Linked DNA regions of Homo sapiens: region 2 is linked to region 1. The links are chromatin loops, found by intact Hi-C in ENCODE. Cell type or tissue: adrenal gland. All regions are shown on one strand. Each heading gives the region's core, and the rest is flanking DNA. Links, peaks and the distances in the headings are about the cores only. Region 1 overlaps LIMK2 (LIM domain kinase 2). Region 2 holds the start of PIK3IP1-DT (PIK3IP1 divergent transcript).

Region 1 (8,325 bases), core at 65-8,064:
TCACTGCCTAGGAAATCAATGAAGGGGAAATGAGTTCTAGCGGAGCCCTGAAGGATCAGAATTGGATAAAGTTCTTATTGGCAGAGAGGCACCAGGATTGAAGTGACAGGAGCAAAGACCTGGGAGGAAAGAGGAGAAAATCATCTATTTCACCTGGAAACAAATGATTCCAAGCATAGAAATAATAACAGCTGACAAGTACTGAGTGCCCTCTATATGCTAGGCACTGGGCTGAGGGATTAACATGCATGTGCATGTTTATTCCTCATGACAACCTTGGTTTCCAGATAAGCTGGACTGGAAAGGGACAGAGCTGGGATCCTGGGCTAATCAGTCTGGTCGCCAAGCCTGAGACTTTAGCCACTGCCCTTCACATGGGGGTCCATGAAAATAGTAGTAGTCTGGAACAGTTTGGGGGTACATCAAGGTCGCTGTGTTTTAAGCTATGGAGTCTGGACTATAGGAGACAAATGTAAAAGAGTTTTTTGGTTGACTGGCTTTTTGGTTTTTTTGTTTGTTTGTTTGTTTGTTTTTTTGTTTTTTTTTCCTGTTTCTGGGGCTTGAATCAGGAAGGAGGTTTTTTTGTTGTTGTTGTTTTGAGAAAGGATATTGCTCTGTTGCCCAGACTGGAGTGCAGTGGCACGATCATGGCTCACTACAGCTTCGACCTCCTGGGCTCAAGCAATCCTCCTGCCTTAGCCTCCCAAGTAGCTGGACTACAGGTGTGTACCACCACACCTAATTTTTTGAATTTTTTTTTCTTTTTTTTTTTTTTTTTTTTTGGTAGAGACAGGTTCTCACTTTGTTGCCCAGGCTGATCTCAAACTCCTGGGCTCAAGCATTCCTCCTGCCTCGCCCTCCCAAAGTGTTGGGATTACAGTTGTGAGCCACCATGCCCGGCAGGAAAAGATTTTTAAGCAAGAAAGCTTAAGAGCTGTGGTTTTTCCAAAATGAGTCTGGGCTGGCACAGTGGCTCATGCCTGTAATCCCAGCACTTTTTTGGGAGGCCGAGGTGAGTGGATCACTTGAGGTCAGGAGTTTGAGACCAGCCTGGCCAACTGGTGAAACCCTGTTTCTACTAAAGAAAAAAATGCAAAAATTAGCTGGGCGTGGTGGTGCACGCCTGTAGTCCCAGCTACTCAGGAGGCCGAGGCAGGAGAATAGCTTGAACCTGGGAGGCAGAAGTTGCAGTGAGCCAAGATCACACCACTGCATTCCAGCCTGGGTGACAGAGTGAGACTTCATCTCAAAAAAAAAAAAAAAGAGAGACTGATATGGTTAGTACATTGGGGTGGAATGCGGAGGGTCCAGGGAATGGAGCCCTGCATAGGGGGCTAATGAAACATTTCAAATTTCTGAATTAAGGTAGTGGCTGTGGGGACAGGAGCCTGGGAGGCCGGGTGGAGTCAGAATGGAGAGACTGGTTGGCAATGAGGGAACAGGAGGAGGAGGAGGAGGAGTTACGAGTGGCTTGAGGTGTCACTTACCAGACATTTGGGGGATGGGGGATAGCCATGATTGTTGAGCAACTGGTTTGGGAAGAGCTAGCATTGATCCCTGCTGTTCTGTGCTAGCAGAACCTATCAGCATCTTCTGGGCAGGAAACTGGCTCCATGAGACTGGCTTAGGGAGAGGCTGCTAGTCACCTAATCTGCAGAGAAGGGGCAGCTGGAGCTGTGGGACAGAAGAGGCATCCATGTAGCTGGTGGGGGTGTCTCAGCTTGTGAAGAGGAGATGGCTTTGAGCAGGGCTGACACTGAAAAGGCTGGAAGAAAAAAACAGACACACAAGAGTCTCAGGATCAGGTAGCATAGGAAAGTTGTGGACAGTCTTTGAGGAGCACTCCCTCAGGCAGGCAGGCAGGCAGGTCATGAGCTATAGCGATTCAGGAAGAGCTCCCTGGGTGTGTGAGCAGCTCCAGGAGCCTAAGGGATGAAAGTAGTATTGCAGGGGGCTGGAGAGCAAGGAGTGGCTCCTTCTACATTTGCAAGGGAAGGAGAAAGGAAGTTGCTCCTGAGAGTGGTAAGAGTCAGTGGTGGAGGCCTGGAGAGGAGACATAACAAACAAATTTGTTGACAAACATTTTGGTAGGAAGGGGGAGAGCTTAAAGTTTAGACAGTGGGGAAGGTGGAGTCTTAGAGGAGGTGAATGTCTGAAAGACAGAGCTAGCTGGAGCAAGAAGTCACTTCTCTGTTGCAGGCAGGAAGGATCCAAAGTGGCTCAAGCCAGAGATTGGGAGAGTGGGGAGGAGGGAGCAGCCTGGATCTAAGTAAAATGGGTAGAGGTGGAGGGGGTGCTGCAACGGCCAGGGTTTTCTGAAGTTGGGGACATTAGGAGAGAGCTGTGAGGGCTTTGGCCAGCCACTGTGCTAGTGATTGGTGAACCAAAGGATGGGCAGGAGATGGCAGCAGGGAAGCAGAGGAAGTCCAGGCTTCCTGTTGGTATTGGGACAAGGGAGAGGCCATAGGAGGCCCTGGCCCTGTTGTCCAGGTTGGGTTCTGAAGCTGGGTGGGCATGGCCTGGTAGGAGAGCATCTATGGCGCCCAATTCCAGATTCAGGGTCTAGTTGATTTGCTGGCCCTGTAGCCTCAGCTCATGCTTCTGTTCCAGGCCTATTTGCACTCTATGTGCATCATCCACCGGGATCTGAACTCGCACAACTGCCTCATCAAGTTGGTATGTCCCACTGCTCTGGGCCTGGCCTCCAGGGTCCTATCCTTCCTGGCTTCCTTGTCACAAAGGAGGCTGACTTGTCCCCTCTGGCTAGAGGGCAGAGGTGTTGCCTAGGAGCTCCTATCTTTCCCTTCCTGCTTCTTCCAATGCCCTTCTCTGTCCTCTGGGAGCTCCGAGACACACACAGACATAATTTCACCTTCTCTCATTAGCAACCTTTGAAATAATTTGATTAGAAGGGACTTCAGAAGTTTGTTGACTATATGTAGAAAACCCTGTCATTTTACCTGCTTTTGCCCCATAGTAGTCTTGTAAAACAGTTCATTGCTGACCCCATTTTACAGTGGTGGCACCTGAAGCCTCAGCCTGAGGCCACCGAGCTAGTAAATTTACAGGGACCAGTTTGAGACCAGCATTCCTCCCACTGCCCCTCAGCTGTGGTGGTTACAATGTTGTTTGTCTTACTGACTTGCTATCTGGCTTCCTGGGTGTCTACCGGCTGGCCCTGGCTCTGCCCTCTAGACCCACACCACGCAATCTTCATTCCTTTCCCACATGACTGCCCTGTAGCTATTCAAAGAGCTTGTCTCCCCCAAGTCTCCCCATCTACTGCCTCCACCTTGCCTTTTTCTGTCTTATCCTGGTTCTAGCCACTGCCTGAAATCATTTTAGGAATAAGACAGGACAGGGAAAAACAAAAGCAACCCCCTGTCCCACCTCTGAGTTCCACTCTCCAAGTCCCTGAGCCTCACCTCCAGGGCTCCAGTGGCTCTGCCATGAACCCACTGTGGGCTGGGAGTCTGCTGTGCACAGATACCAGACCCTCAGAAACACAAATGCCAAGTGTGTCTGTTTTTTTGTTTTGTTTTGTTTTGTTTTTTAGATGGAGTCTCATTCTGTTTCCCAGGCTGGAGTGCAGTGGTGCAATCTTGGCTTACTGCAGCCTCTACCTCCCGGGTTCTAGTGATTCTTCTGCTTCAGCCTCCCAAGTAGCTAGGACTACAGGCGTGTGCCACCACGCCCAGCTAATTTTTTTTTTTTTTTTTTTGTATTTTTAGTAGAGACGGGGTTTTGCCATGTTGGCCAGGCTGGTCTTGAACTCCTGACCTCAGGTGATTCACCCGCCTTGGCCTCCCAAAGTTCTGGGATTACAGGTGGAAGCCACCGTGCCTGGCCTGAGTGTGTCTATTTGATAGAGCTTTCTGCTCTGATTCTCCCTTGCTATACACCTTTTCTCCCCTTCTCAGTGGCTTCTCTTGCCTATGCTTCCTCCCCAGGGCCAGGTTTGAGAACATCCCCATGAAGTCCTGACCTGTCTTTTATCCTACCAGGACAAGACTGTGGTGGTGGCAGACTTTGGGCTGTCACGGCTCATAGTGGAAGAGAGGAAAAGGGCCCCCATGGAGAAGGCCACCACCAAGAAACGCACCTTGCGCAAGAACGACCGCAAGAAGCGCTACACGGTGGTGGGAAACCCCTACTGGATGGCCCCTGAGATGCTGAACGGTGAGTCCTGAAGCCCTGGAGGGGACACCCGCAGAGGGAGGACAGATGCTGCCCTTGCATCAGAGCCCTGGGAATTCCAGGGGAGGCCTGTGAAGCGTAGGACCGGATACCCAGAGCTGAGGATATTTTTCCCTTGCCAGGTGGGGCCTCACGATTTAGCTCCTGAGCTCAGGGGGCTGGGAACTGATCAGTGTCCCATCATGGGGGATAAGGTGAGTTCTGACTGTGGCATTTGTGCCTCAGGGATCGCTAAGAGCTCAGGCTATTGTCCCAGCTTTAGCCTTCTCTCTCCATGGTGAGAACTGAAGTGTGGTGCCCTCTGGTGGATAATGCTCAAACCAACCAGAGATGCTGGTTGGGATTCTTGAAATCAGGGTTGTGAGGCCTCAGAAATGGTCTGAATACAATCCATTTTGGAGTCTGAGGCCCAGAGAAGTTCAGTGAATTGCCTAGGAGCATACAGCTGCCTAATGGCAGAGGCTAGATGAACCCTAGTCTGGTTCTTTTCCACTTTAACGTGCAGTTTCATCCTAGGCAGTGTTATGTTATAAGGGCTCTCCAAGGCAGTTCACCTACAGCTGAGGAAGGACTATTTTCAGGTGGTGTCTGCGCAGGACAGCCTGTGGGGTGTCCCTACAGAACCTGTTCTAGCCCTAGTTCTTAGCTGTGGCTTAGATTGACCCTAGACCCAGTGCAGAGCAGGTAAGGGATGTAAACTTAACAGTGTGCTCTCCTGTGTTCCCCAAGGAAAGAGCTATGATGAGACGGTGGATATCTTCTCCTTTGGGATCGTTCTCTGTGAGGTGAGCTCTGGCACCAAGGCCATGCCCGAGGCAGCAGGCCTAGCAGCTCTGCCTTCCCTCGGAACTGGGGCATCTCCTCCTAGGGATGACTAGCTTGACTAAAATCAACATGGGTGTAGGGTTTTATGGTTTATAACGCATCTGCACATCTTTGCCACGTTCGTGTTTCATTGGTCTTAAGAGAAGGACTGGCAGGGTTTTTTTGTTTTAGATGGAGCCTCACTTCGTTGCCCAGGCTGGAGTGCAGTGGCACAATCTGGGCTCACTGCAACCTCTGCCTTCTGGGTTCAAGTGATTCTCCTGCCTCAGCCTCCCAAGTAGCTGGGACTACCGGCACACACCACCATGCCCGGCTAATTTTTGTATTTTTAGTAGAGACAGGGTTTCACCATGTTGGCCAGGCTGGTCTTGAACTCCGGACCTCAGGTGATCCGCCTGCCTCAGCCTCTAAAAGTGCTGGAATTAATAGGCGTGAGCTACCTCGCCCGGCCAGGTTTTTTTTTTTTTTTTTTTAGTTGAGGAAACTGAGGCTTGGAAGAGGGCAGTGGCTTGCACATGGTCGATAAGGGGCAGATGAGACTCAGAATTCCAGAAGGAAGGGCAAGAGACTGTTCATGTGGCTGTCTAGCTAGCTCTTGGGCCAAATGTAGCCCTTCTCAGTTCCCTTCAAGTAGAAGTAGCCACTCTAGGAAGTGTCAGCCCTGTGCCAGGTACCACGTGGACAGAGTGAGGAATCTTGGAAAGATTCCTACCTTTAGGAGTTTAGTCAGGTGACAGCATATCTCAGCGACTCAAACACACACACATTCAAAGCCTTCTGTAATTCCTACAAAGTTGTGAGGGGTAGAGGAGAGGAGAGACAAGGGATGGTTAGGATAATGAAGGAATGTTTTGTTTTTGTTTTTGTTTTTGAGATGGAGTTTCACTCTGTCACCCAGGCTGGAGTGCAGAGGTGCAATCTTGGCTCACTGCAGCCTCCGCCTCCCAGGTTCAAGCAATCCTCCTGCCTCAGCCTCCCAAGTAGCTGGGACTACAGGTGTGCGCCACCACGCCTGGCTAATTTTTGTATTTTCAGTAGAGACAGGGTTTCGCCATATTGGCCAGGCTGGTCTCAAATGCCTGACCTCAGGTGATCCACCCGCTTCAGCCTCCCAAAGTGCTGAGATTACAGGCATGAGCTACCGTGCCTGGCCATGAAGGAAGATTTGTTTTAAAAAATTGTTTTCTTTAATATTAATTGAACACCTCTGTTCAGAGCACTGGGCTGGTGCCAGAGGGTTTCAGACATGAATCAGATCCAGCACCTCATAGAGCCTTAACTCTGGCACACACACACAGCCACAAGGAGACACAGACAAGGCAGGGTAGGATGAGTGGAAGCTAGGAGCAGATGCTGATTTGGAACACTTGGCTTCTGCAGTGAAGCCCCTTCTTAGTCCTCTTCAGTAACCCAGCTCTCAGTGGATACAGGTCTGGATTAGTAAGATTTGGAGAGATGATTGGGGATTGGGGAGAGCTCTCTAACCTATTTTACCACCTCCTCTTCTGCCATTCTTCCTGTCCACATCCCAGCATCCCTTTCCCTTGCCAAGTATCTGTGGCCTCTGTAGTCCTTTGTAAACAGCTGTCTTCTTACCCTACAGATCATTGGGCAGGTGTATGCAGATCCTGACTGCCTTCCCCGAACACTGGACTTTGGCCTCAACGTGAAGCTTTTCTGGGAGAAGTTTGTTCCCACAGATTGTCCCCCGGCCTTCTTCCCGCTGGCCGCCATCTGCTGCAGACTGGAGCCTGAGAGCAGGTTGGTATCCTGCCTTTTTCTCCCAGCTCACAGGGTCCTGGGACGTTTGCCTCTGTCTAAGGCCACCCCTGAGCCCTCTGCAAGCACAGGGGTGAGAGAAGCCTTGAGGTCAAGAATGTGGCTGTCAACCCCTGAGCCATCTGACAACACATATGTACAGGTTGGAGAAGAGAGAGGTAAAGACATAGCAGCAAGTAATCTGGATAGGACACAGAAACACAGCCATTAAAAGAAAGTTTAAAAGAAGGAAATTCACCCAAACCATTTGAATACAGTAAGTGTATTCATCTTTCGATATTCCCCTGTCCATATCTACACATATACTTTTTTTTATAGTAAATAGTTCTGTATTTTGCCCTGCATTTCCCTTGTGTTTACTATCCAGTCTTCCTGTTTATCATTTTTGTCGACAACATGAAATTCTATTGAGAGACTGTCTGAACATATTGTAATGTAGATGTTCAGGTTTTTCCAGTTTCTCTTTACAATAGGTATTTAACTACAGTGAGCAGTTTTATGCATTTAGCTAATTTCTCCTTTGAGGAAGTATTTTCAAAATTACCTTTATTCTTCTCAGGTAATAATTTCATTATTACCAAAGTTACCCTAGGTCTTTTCAAGTGTGTGGTTAAAAAACGAGAATCTGGCTGGGCGCGATGGCTCACACCTGTAATCCCAGCACTTTGGGAGGCTGAGGCTGGTGGATCACCTGAGGTCTGGAGTTCGAGACCAGCCTGGCCAACATGGTGAAACCCCATCTCTACTAAAAATACAAAACTTAGCCAGGCATGGTGGCAGGTGCCTGTAACCCCAGCTACTTGGGAGGCTGAGGCAGGAGAATTGCTTGAACCCAGGGGCGGAGGTTGCAGTGAGCCGATATCACGCCATTGCACTCCAGCCTCGGCAACAAGAGTGAAACTCTGTCTCAAAAATGGGGTTCTTTTCCTGCCATCAAAAATCATGTTTCTTTTAAAAACAAGTTCAAACATTACCAAAGTTTATAGCACAGGAAATACGTCTTCTGTAATCTCCCTTAACCAATATATCCCTCAACATTCTCCTCACCCCCAACTCCACCCTCCCAGGATAACCAGTTGGGACATAATCTTTATTTAAAAATGGTTTCCGGATAGAGAAAGCGCTTCGGCGGCGGCAGCCCCGGCGGCGGCCGCAGGGGACAAAGGGCGGGCGGATCGGCGGGGAGGGGGCGGGGCGCGACCAGGCCAGGCCCGGGGGCTCCGCATGCTGCAGCTGCCCCCGGGCGCCCCCGCCGCCGCCCTCGCCGCGGAGCCGGCGAGCTAACCTGAGCCAGCCGGCGGGCGTCACGGAGGCGGCGGCACAAGGAGGGGCCCCACGCGCGCACGTGGCCCCGGAGGCCGCCGTGGCGGACAGCGGCACCGCGGGGGGCGCGGCGTTGGCGGCCCCGGCCCCGGCCCCCAGGCCAGGCAGTGGCGGCCAAGGACCACGCATCTACTTTCAGAGCCCCCCCCGGGGCCGCAGGAGAGGGCCCGGGCTGCGCGGATGATGAGGGCCCAGTGAGGC
Region 2 (8,325 bases), core at 62-8,061, 62 kb after region 1:
AGTCACAGGATAACAGTGAGATCCACTGCTAAAGGGTAAAGGGTCAGAGGCTGAAGAGTACTGTGTAATGTCTGCATGAGATTTGTTTTAAAAAAGTCTGAATTGGCATGGTATTTTGAATGCTGCTGGAACTGTAATAAAGGTTCACCTTTAGGAAGTGCTGATGGCACACCAGGGCCCAGCACACCGCATGCACTATTCTATAGAATTTGCCCAACACCCTTTGTGCTACAGATTACTATTATACCCATTTTACAGATAAAGAAATAAGAGGCTTTGTGAGGTTAGGGAGGCTGAGGTGGGCAGATCACGAGGTCAGGAGATCGAGACCATCCTGGCTAACACAGTGAAACCCCGTCTCTACTAAAAATATAAAAAATTAGCTGGGCGTGGTAGCAGGCACCTGTAAGCTGAGATCATGCCACTGCGCTCCAGCCTGGGCAACAGAGCGAGACTCCGTCTCAAAAAAAAAAGAGGCTTGGTGAGGTTAAGTAACCTGGTCACACGTACAGCTACTGAGTGGCAGAGCCTGGACTCCAACCCCAGGATCATGTGCCACCAGAACTTGGCCCTTAGCTACTGGGCAGATGCTTTAACCCACTTATGCCTCATGTTCCATTATTGGGACGCTAACCTTTTAGGAATTATTTGTATCCTACTGCTCAAGATCATCATTAAAGTCTGATTTTTCACAAAAAAGTTTGTAACCTCCAGCATAAATGGGTTAATTGGTTCCTGTGTCTTAGCCCTGAGCCCTAGAAATATCCAGTGGACTTTTACAATAGGTTTCATTATTACCATTTACACTCATGTATTTTTCGACCATAATGGTATGTTAGAATGGAAGCTGCTGGAAAAACAGGGCTGGCCTGTGGGAACTTTATTTAACAAGTTCTCCTCTGACAGCAGCAGTTAGTGGTTCTGAAGGGAAATGTGGGATTGGGCCAATTTTCCTTCCTTTCCCAATACAGCTACTTCAAAGATCTGTCTAGACCAGGTGCTGGTGTCCTGCCCTGCCTGGTAGAGCAAGTTGTCCTGTGCTATGACCGCAGTGGTCTGCCTGAGGCTGATCATGGGTATAGATTGGTGTAAGAGGGTCCCATGTAGACATCCCTAAGAGGGAGGCTGTAGTCAGGAGTGAGGAGACAAGGCTAATGGGAAAGAGGCTGTTAGCCCTGCCCCTTGGGGTGGTACTGTAGAGTCCCCTAAAACAAAGCAGAACCAGGAGACATTGGCTCCCACCAATCAGTACAAGATATTAGAACTTTCTGATAATATGATGATACCACTTTAGAAGGTAATTTTTTCCTTTTTTTTTTTTTTTGAGACAGAGTCTCACTCTCGCTCAGGCTGGAGTGCAGTGGCACCATCTCGGCTCACTGCAAGCTCCGCCTCCAGGGTTCATGCCATTCTCCTGCCTCAGCCTCCCTGGTAGCTGGGACTACAGGCGCCCGCCACCATACCTGGCTAATTTTTTTTGTATTTTTAGTAGAGACGGGGTTTCACCATGTTAGCCAGGATGGTCTCGGATCTCCTGACTTCGCGATCCACCCGCCTCGGCCTCCCAAAGTGCTGGGATTACAGGCGTGAGCCACCGTGCCCGGCCTTTCCTTAGTTTTTTAATCCCTTGTGGGGTCTCTAAAATAGCATGAAGCTCTCTCCCTGTGATGAACCAGAGCAGGTCCACTGCAATCAAAAGGGGACAGAAAGGAGCGGGAGAGCACCAGGAATTATTATGTTTACTCCTTACTGGGAGAGCTATACCAAGAGAACACAGCAGATGCTCAATAAAAACTTGCTGAGTTTGGCTGGGCGCAGTGGCTCATGCACTTTGGGAGGCCGAGGCAGGCAGATCACCTGAGGTTGGGAGTTCCGGACCAGCCTGACCAACATGGAGAAACCCTGTCTCTACTAAAAATACAAAATTAGCCGGGCGTGGTGGTGCATGCCTGTAATCCCAGCTAACTAGGGAGGCTGAGGAAGGAGAATCGCTTGAACCAAGGAGGTGGAGGTTGTGATGAGCTGAGATCGCGCCATTGCACTCCAGTCTGGGCAACAACAGCGAAACTGTCTTGCTGAGTTTTCCTGAAAAACAGTCTTAGAAACACGTGGCTGAGTCCTCTTGACTTTACCCCAGCTGCAGACTGTACTATCTATAGCAAAACCACATGGCGGGGTGGTAGGAGTGGATCCACAGCTGCCACTTAAAGCCTAGAATTTAAACACAGAGCAACTCAGCAGCCAAGTGTTAGGATGAAACAGAAGCTGAGCTTCTGAGCAGAATACGTCTTTGAAGCCAGACATATTTAGCCGGAATTCTAAACTTACCCACCCATTCACCACTGATTAACCAAGATCCAAAGAGGCAGCTTGATCCAGCCATCCACGCAATGGAGATGCTGAGCACACATATGACTGCCACTACAACCAACAAGCCACCGGCCCTTTCACTCCAGAGACGATGGTCTTATTAGCAAAAGGCCACTGCTCCTCAGTTGCATTTTCTTGCCTGGTGTGCCTGCACTTGGCACTCCAGAAGCAAATCATCCTTTGGCAGGTTCCACATCAATGCAGGGGTTGGGGACTGCTTTCTCCTTGTCCAAACCCTGAAGGGGCCATTCCCAACTGCACTGTGTTGGAGTGGGCCTACATAGCTTGATGTGAGTCCAGGGGAACAGCAGGTTCCCTGCATCCATCCACTTGTGTGCTTACCTCTGACTGGGGAGAAGGCTTCCTCTACCTTTCAAGCAATGATGTTTGCATTCAAATGTCTCTGTCAAAGGCGGATTCCTGATAATCTGTTCCTCTTCACCATACCAGCACATAGGCATATATACAAAGATCCTGCTACAGAAACTTTAAAGGAAGAAAATCATGGTGATCAGCCAGGGCCTTCTCCCTTTTCCACTGTTCAACTCAACTGATTTCCTCAACTCAAAAATGTGGGAACAAGCTTTTCTAGCCATAATACTCCCTCCACTGCAAATGATCTTCCTGTACAAATAGTATCATACACATCCTGATATGTCTGTATGACAAAGCCAGAGTCATCTGTCTCTTCAACTTGCATCTGACTCACGTGTGAGGCTGCAGGAGTCAGGCTGCCTTTCCTCTTTGCCATTCTTCACAGCCAGGAGTCATTTTTGTGGCAAAAATTGAAAAAGACAGATCTATAGGTAGATACTTAAGTCAACTATTTAAGAATTGTTGGGATTGAAGGATCTGAGGGCACCTGGAAGTTCACCTGATTCAATCTTAACTGTTCTGACATTCAGCCTTTGTTTGAACACATGCAGAGATAAGAACATTCGTTTATTCGTGCAACCCCTCCTGTAGGTACAGGCTTGGTGGCAGCAGGGCAAAGGAGGACACAGAGCTCTCTGCATTTTGATTCCAATGTCTCAATGTTTTTGGTGCTCAGAAAGAACTTTATCCTCTTCCTTTTTTTTTTTTTTTTTTTTTGTCTCTTCCTATTTCTGCCCAAGGAATGAGTCCAGGAGTAGAATCCTGCTCCTTCTCTTCTGATAAAAACTGCAATTGTTTTCTCTTCTTTCTGAGTACCCAGCATGGGTTGGACCAGCACCTTCTTTAGTCTTCTTGCAGGAAAGGGACTTCCCGCTCTGGCTCTGGAACCCAGAGATGTTTGGCCTGTGATCCAGACCCAGTCTTGGCTTTTCTGAGAAAAAGTAGACTCTGGTTTACTCTTCTGGATTCTCCATTCCGGTCATGTAGCTTATGGCTGTTGCCCAAGTTCTCTTTACTAGCCCTTGGAAAATAAATCCTGATGTACAATAGTTGTTGGCTTTGCCACATCAGCTGCTTCCTTACTGGGCCAACTTTCCCACTGTCCCTGCTGCTCTCAGTTTTTCTCTCCTCCTGAGCTGGGCTTCAAGGGCTGTAGCCCTGGGTCTCCTGTCCAGTTTCTGCCCTACTCCACCATCTGGTCTGGGCTTTCTGAGTTTTATCATGAGCACCCTTCTCCACTCAGCAGTTTTCAACCTCTGGTCTCTGACCCCAGTTCTCAGACTGGGAACTTCCATATTGAAAACTTGACAAAATGCCTGCTAACAGCTTGTTACAGCAGGTTTTGAGTTATCCGGGGGAGCTGTCAGGAAGCCAGGTTAGGATGAAGCAAGACAAGAAACGACATTATTTCTAGGGCTGGGGAAGCCCCAGTCAAGACAGTCAGCCACAGCCTGATAACTCTCCCTGCATGCGCAAGCCCACCGCTTGCAACCTGGAGGAAGCTCCTGTCAGCAATGGGCTCTAATGACATGTCAGAAAACAGAACAGACAGCTTAAGAGACCTTCACTACTACTTCCCTGCTTTCACAGCAGGTGTCCTGGTGGTACAAACCCCAGGTATGAAGCTGCAAGGAGGGACCCAGTTCCAGGACACCAAGAACACCCAGCTACTCAGCAATCTCCTTCCACCGTGGACCTCGGCACATGAACACAGCACAGGCACCCAACGATTCCGCCAAGGCCTGCAGGAGTGTTGTGCCTGGTCCAACCCAGAGTGTCAACAAGCATGTCTTTCCCAACATTGTTACAAAGTGCAAGGATAGAGTCTCCCAAGTGTGCGGCTCCTTTCACCTACCTTGTCTCCTGGGATCCTCATAACAGCCCTGTGAGGTGGGAAAGGGGGCTATTCTTAACCCCATTTGAGAGATGAAGAAACTCAAGCTTAGAGAGGGAATGGGAGAACTCGAGGCCACCTAGTGAGAGGCTGGGACTAAACCCTGGGTCTCTTGACTCCTGGTTCAGTGCTGCACCCACTAAGCAGGCTTTCGGAAGCATTGGGACAAGCAAGAATGCCCCAGGAGATAAGGACATCCCAGTGCTCCCCACTGGCCAAAGCAAAGCACACCATGCAGAAGCATCCTCACGTTCACAGATAGCTGCTCCAACCTCCTTTAGCACAGACACAGTGCAAGCCTCCACTGATGCTGTGCTTGCAAAACACAAACATCTAGCACTTCCAACAGCCAACTAGACCCGGCAGAACCTTGGGGACAGGCTTGACTTCACCCAACACAACACCACTGCCACAGAGTTAGACACTACTTAGGCCCACCTTGTCCTCAAGCATGCTGCCCTGCTCAGAGCACCTTCCACTTTCCTCTCTCAAGGCCACAATCTACCTGAGTTTGGGCTCTCTTCTGACTACTTGTGCTACAAAGTGTCTGCTCCTTGTTTATCTCCAGACTCAACCTCCTTCCCTGGCTGCTGAATTTCATATGCCAGTGAATCAACCAGCAAAAGCTCTCAAGCCGGACCAACCTCTTTTTCTCTCACTTTGGGACCTACTAACTCCCCCACCAACCTCAGTGGTTCAGTGGTGTCTGCAAAATGCATCCATCCTGCCATCTGAGTAGCAGGTGAGAGTTATGGGCCCAAGCTTGGGAAGAACCTCTCTCCTTCTGTTTTGACCTGCTGGTCTCCTGGGACTTCCCATTCTAAGCACCCCAAGCTTCTTGGGAAGGAAGAGGTAGCAAATAGCTAGTTGGGTGATGAAGGTGTTTATCATTCAGTGGGAAGTAGGGGGTGGCTGTGCAAAGAGTGGAGTCTGAGGCAGGGTGATTGAGACACCCCTAGGCCTCCCATACACGCTCAGGCCCATCCTCTGGAAGTGAGGAAACAGTGGGCAGATTACCTCGGTTACAGATACTGCAGAAGTTGCTGGGCCCCTCGCTGTGCTTCTTCAGGTGGTCTGCCATGTATGCTGCCCGCAAGTACTTCCCACACACCTGGCAGGGCACCTTGTCTTCATGACAGGCCAGGTGGGAGCGCAGACGGTCTCGGGTGGCAAAAGAAGCATTGCAGGTCTGAAGGCAGAAAAGAAAATGGGATGATGTGAAACCCAGCACCCCACACCTGACTCCCCACCAAGTGCACCATGAAGCAAAGGCAATTTCTGGCCATCACATGACCTCCCTTTATAAAGACAGCTTTAGAGTTTGGCTCAGGCTCCCTACCCAGAATGCCAAGAGGCTGCTCTTATTTCCCATGGTACCTCCTTACGGGACACTTGAGTGGGAATCACTGGTACTAACTAAATGACTACTGGAAATGTACCCAGGACATGGCAAGCTAAGCTCTATACCCCTCTACACAATGAAGAGTTACACATTTGCTCATCCTTAGACATTAAGAATTGACTTTAGGTGCATTAGCTATAATGCACAGAATTACATTTACATGAATTTACAGATGAGTTATTGGCATATAAACCAGCCTTCCTGTTCTGTATCCCTGGGTTTCCCCTAGTTTTATACAAAGAATTATATTTGTTCATTTTATTCAAAAGTGACATTAGTCTTGGCCAGGGAAATGGAAAGGAAAGGCAGGACAAAGTGCAGAGATAATTATTCGTAATATTTTCACGAGTTTGAATTGAAAAAGCAGCCCATTAAATGATAGTGGCAATTCTGACGACATGAGAATTAGCAGACAGCAAGGGCCAGAGGCTTCAAAAGTGTCTGTGGGCCGGGTGCGGTGGCTCATGCTTGTAATCCCAGCGCTTTGGGAGGCCGAGATGGGTGGATCACCTGAGGTCAGGAGTTCAAGACCAGCCTGGCCAACATGGTGAAACCCCATCTCTATTAAAAATATAAAAAATTAGCCGGGTGTGGTGGCAGACTCCCGTAATCCCAGCTACTTGGGAGGCTGAGGCAGGAGAATCACTTGAACCTGGGAGGTAGAGGTTGCAGTGAGCCAAGATCGTGTCACTGCACTCCAGCCTGGGCAACAAGTCAAGACTTCCTCTCAAAAAAAAAAAAAAAAAAAAAAATCCGGGCGCGGTGGCTCACACCTGTAATCCCAGCACTTTGGGAGGCTGAGGCGGGCGGATCACGAAGTCAGGAGATCAAGACCATCCTGGCTAACACGGTGAAACTCGGTCTCTACTAAAAACACAAAAAAATTAACCAGGCATGGTGGCAGGTGCCTGTAGTCCCAGCTACTCGGGAGGCTGAGGCGGGAGAATGGCATAAACCCGGGAGGCAGAGCTTGCAGTGAGCCGAGATCACACCACTGCACTCCAGCCTGGGCAACAGAGCAAGACTCCGTCTCAAAAAAAAAAAGCATTTGTGAAACGTTAAGCTGGGGAAGTGCTGGTGACAGCAAGGATGATGATACTACCCTGTATTGATTAAGCATTCATTGTGTGCCAGGCAGGCACGGTGCTCAGCCTTTTAGAGGCACTTATCTCATGCAACCCATCCTGACAGCAGCCCTCCGAGGCAAGCTGTGTGATCACCCTCCAAGACAGCGTGGCTTTGGAAAGCTGTGGTGTGAGCTGAGCACCAACTCACAGCCAGGCCCCCGGGGTTGGATGAGTCAGGAGCTGAAGGTCAGAACCAGCACCCTGGAAGGAGGACTCAGGTTGGCAGGCACTTCCTGTACCTGAGCACCTGACTTAGTACCAGTGATCAGTCTCCTCACAACATCCCTTCCTCAGCTGGAGCTTACAAAGGCATTCCAGCTGTGGGGGTCATAGAATATTGGGAAAGCCCTGAGAAGAGCTGAATCCGTTGGCTTTCAAGCTATTTTGGTTCCAGGGAGGTGTTTCATGGGTTCTAGTCAATTTTGACTCATTTCTTTTGTGTGTGTGTGTGTTTACTGTTTTAGAACTGTAAGAGAAAGCAACATTCACCTTTGTGTCACAGATCAAATGGTAACCCACTGAAGACCACCCCATTACCTTGTGCTAGAACGGAACTGCCTCTGCCATCTCTCTTTAACAGAAGCACATCCTGAGAACCTGAGAGCTCAAGGTAAGTGGCTGAACACTGTCAACACATACAGACATCTAACTGTCTCCTTACTGTACAGCCATAGCAAGAAACAAACGCATGCAATGCTGTCAAGGTAGAAGACACCACTGTTTACTACCCCAGTCCCAAATATCTGTGTACGTTAGCACAGCCTACCTAGCTCTTCTGTCATTGTCTTTTTAAGTAAACATTATACATTTGAACTGAATTTGTAGCAATGACATACTGCTTTTATCTGTTTTATATATTCAGTGTATTCATATCATAAATGAGGAAACCTTCAGAAGGTGAACTTGCTTAAAACACAAGACTCAGCTACTAAAGAAAGTCTAGCACACCCACCCCCACCACACCCAGGCCAGTACTTTACCAATCCTCCTGGACACCCTGGGGGATTCTGATCTCTCCCAGTTTACAGCTGGGCCAGTGGAGGCCGTGAGAGGATATGAGACAGCTGGACTAAGAACCAGTCCCAGAGCCTGTGCTCTTACCATCTCCAGATTCAGGAGAGGGAGCTTCTGCTGAGTGAAAGGTGCTCATACTTTAT

Evidence for each region. Peaks named below come from ENCODE experiments on the same cell type or tissue, not always from the same donor. Only the 100,000 strongest peaks of a DNase experiment are listed, where the experiment ranks them.
Region 2: it touches region 1 in a loop (3-fold over the local background); 4 of 110 quality-filtered maps call a loop at or near these places.

Annotation. Positions count from the first base shown.
Region 1 is chr22:31,268,526-31,276,850 of GRCh38, forward strand. LIMK2 (LIM domain kinase 2) reads left to right here. Exons shown (of 16, transcript NM_005569.4): 12 at 2,611-2,676; 13 at 4,005-4,179; 14 at 4,927-4,982; 15 at 6,626-6,783. It also overlaps the pseudogene PPP1R14BP1. Among named protein-coding and RNA genes, the nearest start is that of PIK3IP1, 20 kb to the right of the region's middle. RefSeq lists an enhancer at 7,683-8,263. In adrenal gland, for the core only: CTCF peaks have their summits at 4,505 (motif pointing left) and 4,705; a DNase peak (open chromatin) is centred at 4,326.
Region 2 is chr22:31,330,036-31,338,360 of GRCh38, forward strand. PATZ1 (POZ/BTB and AT hook containing zinc finger 1) reads right to left here. Exons shown (of 5, transcript NM_014323.3): 3 at 5,657-5,828. It overlaps PIK3IP1-DT (PIK3IP1 divergent transcript), which reads left to right and starts at 5,314. Exons shown (of 2, transcript NR_110542.1): 1 at 5,314-5,381; 2 at 7,633-7,986. In adrenal gland, for the core only: no CTCF peak of the experiment used is centred there; no DNase peak of the experiment used is centred there; H3K27ac peaks cover 972 bases.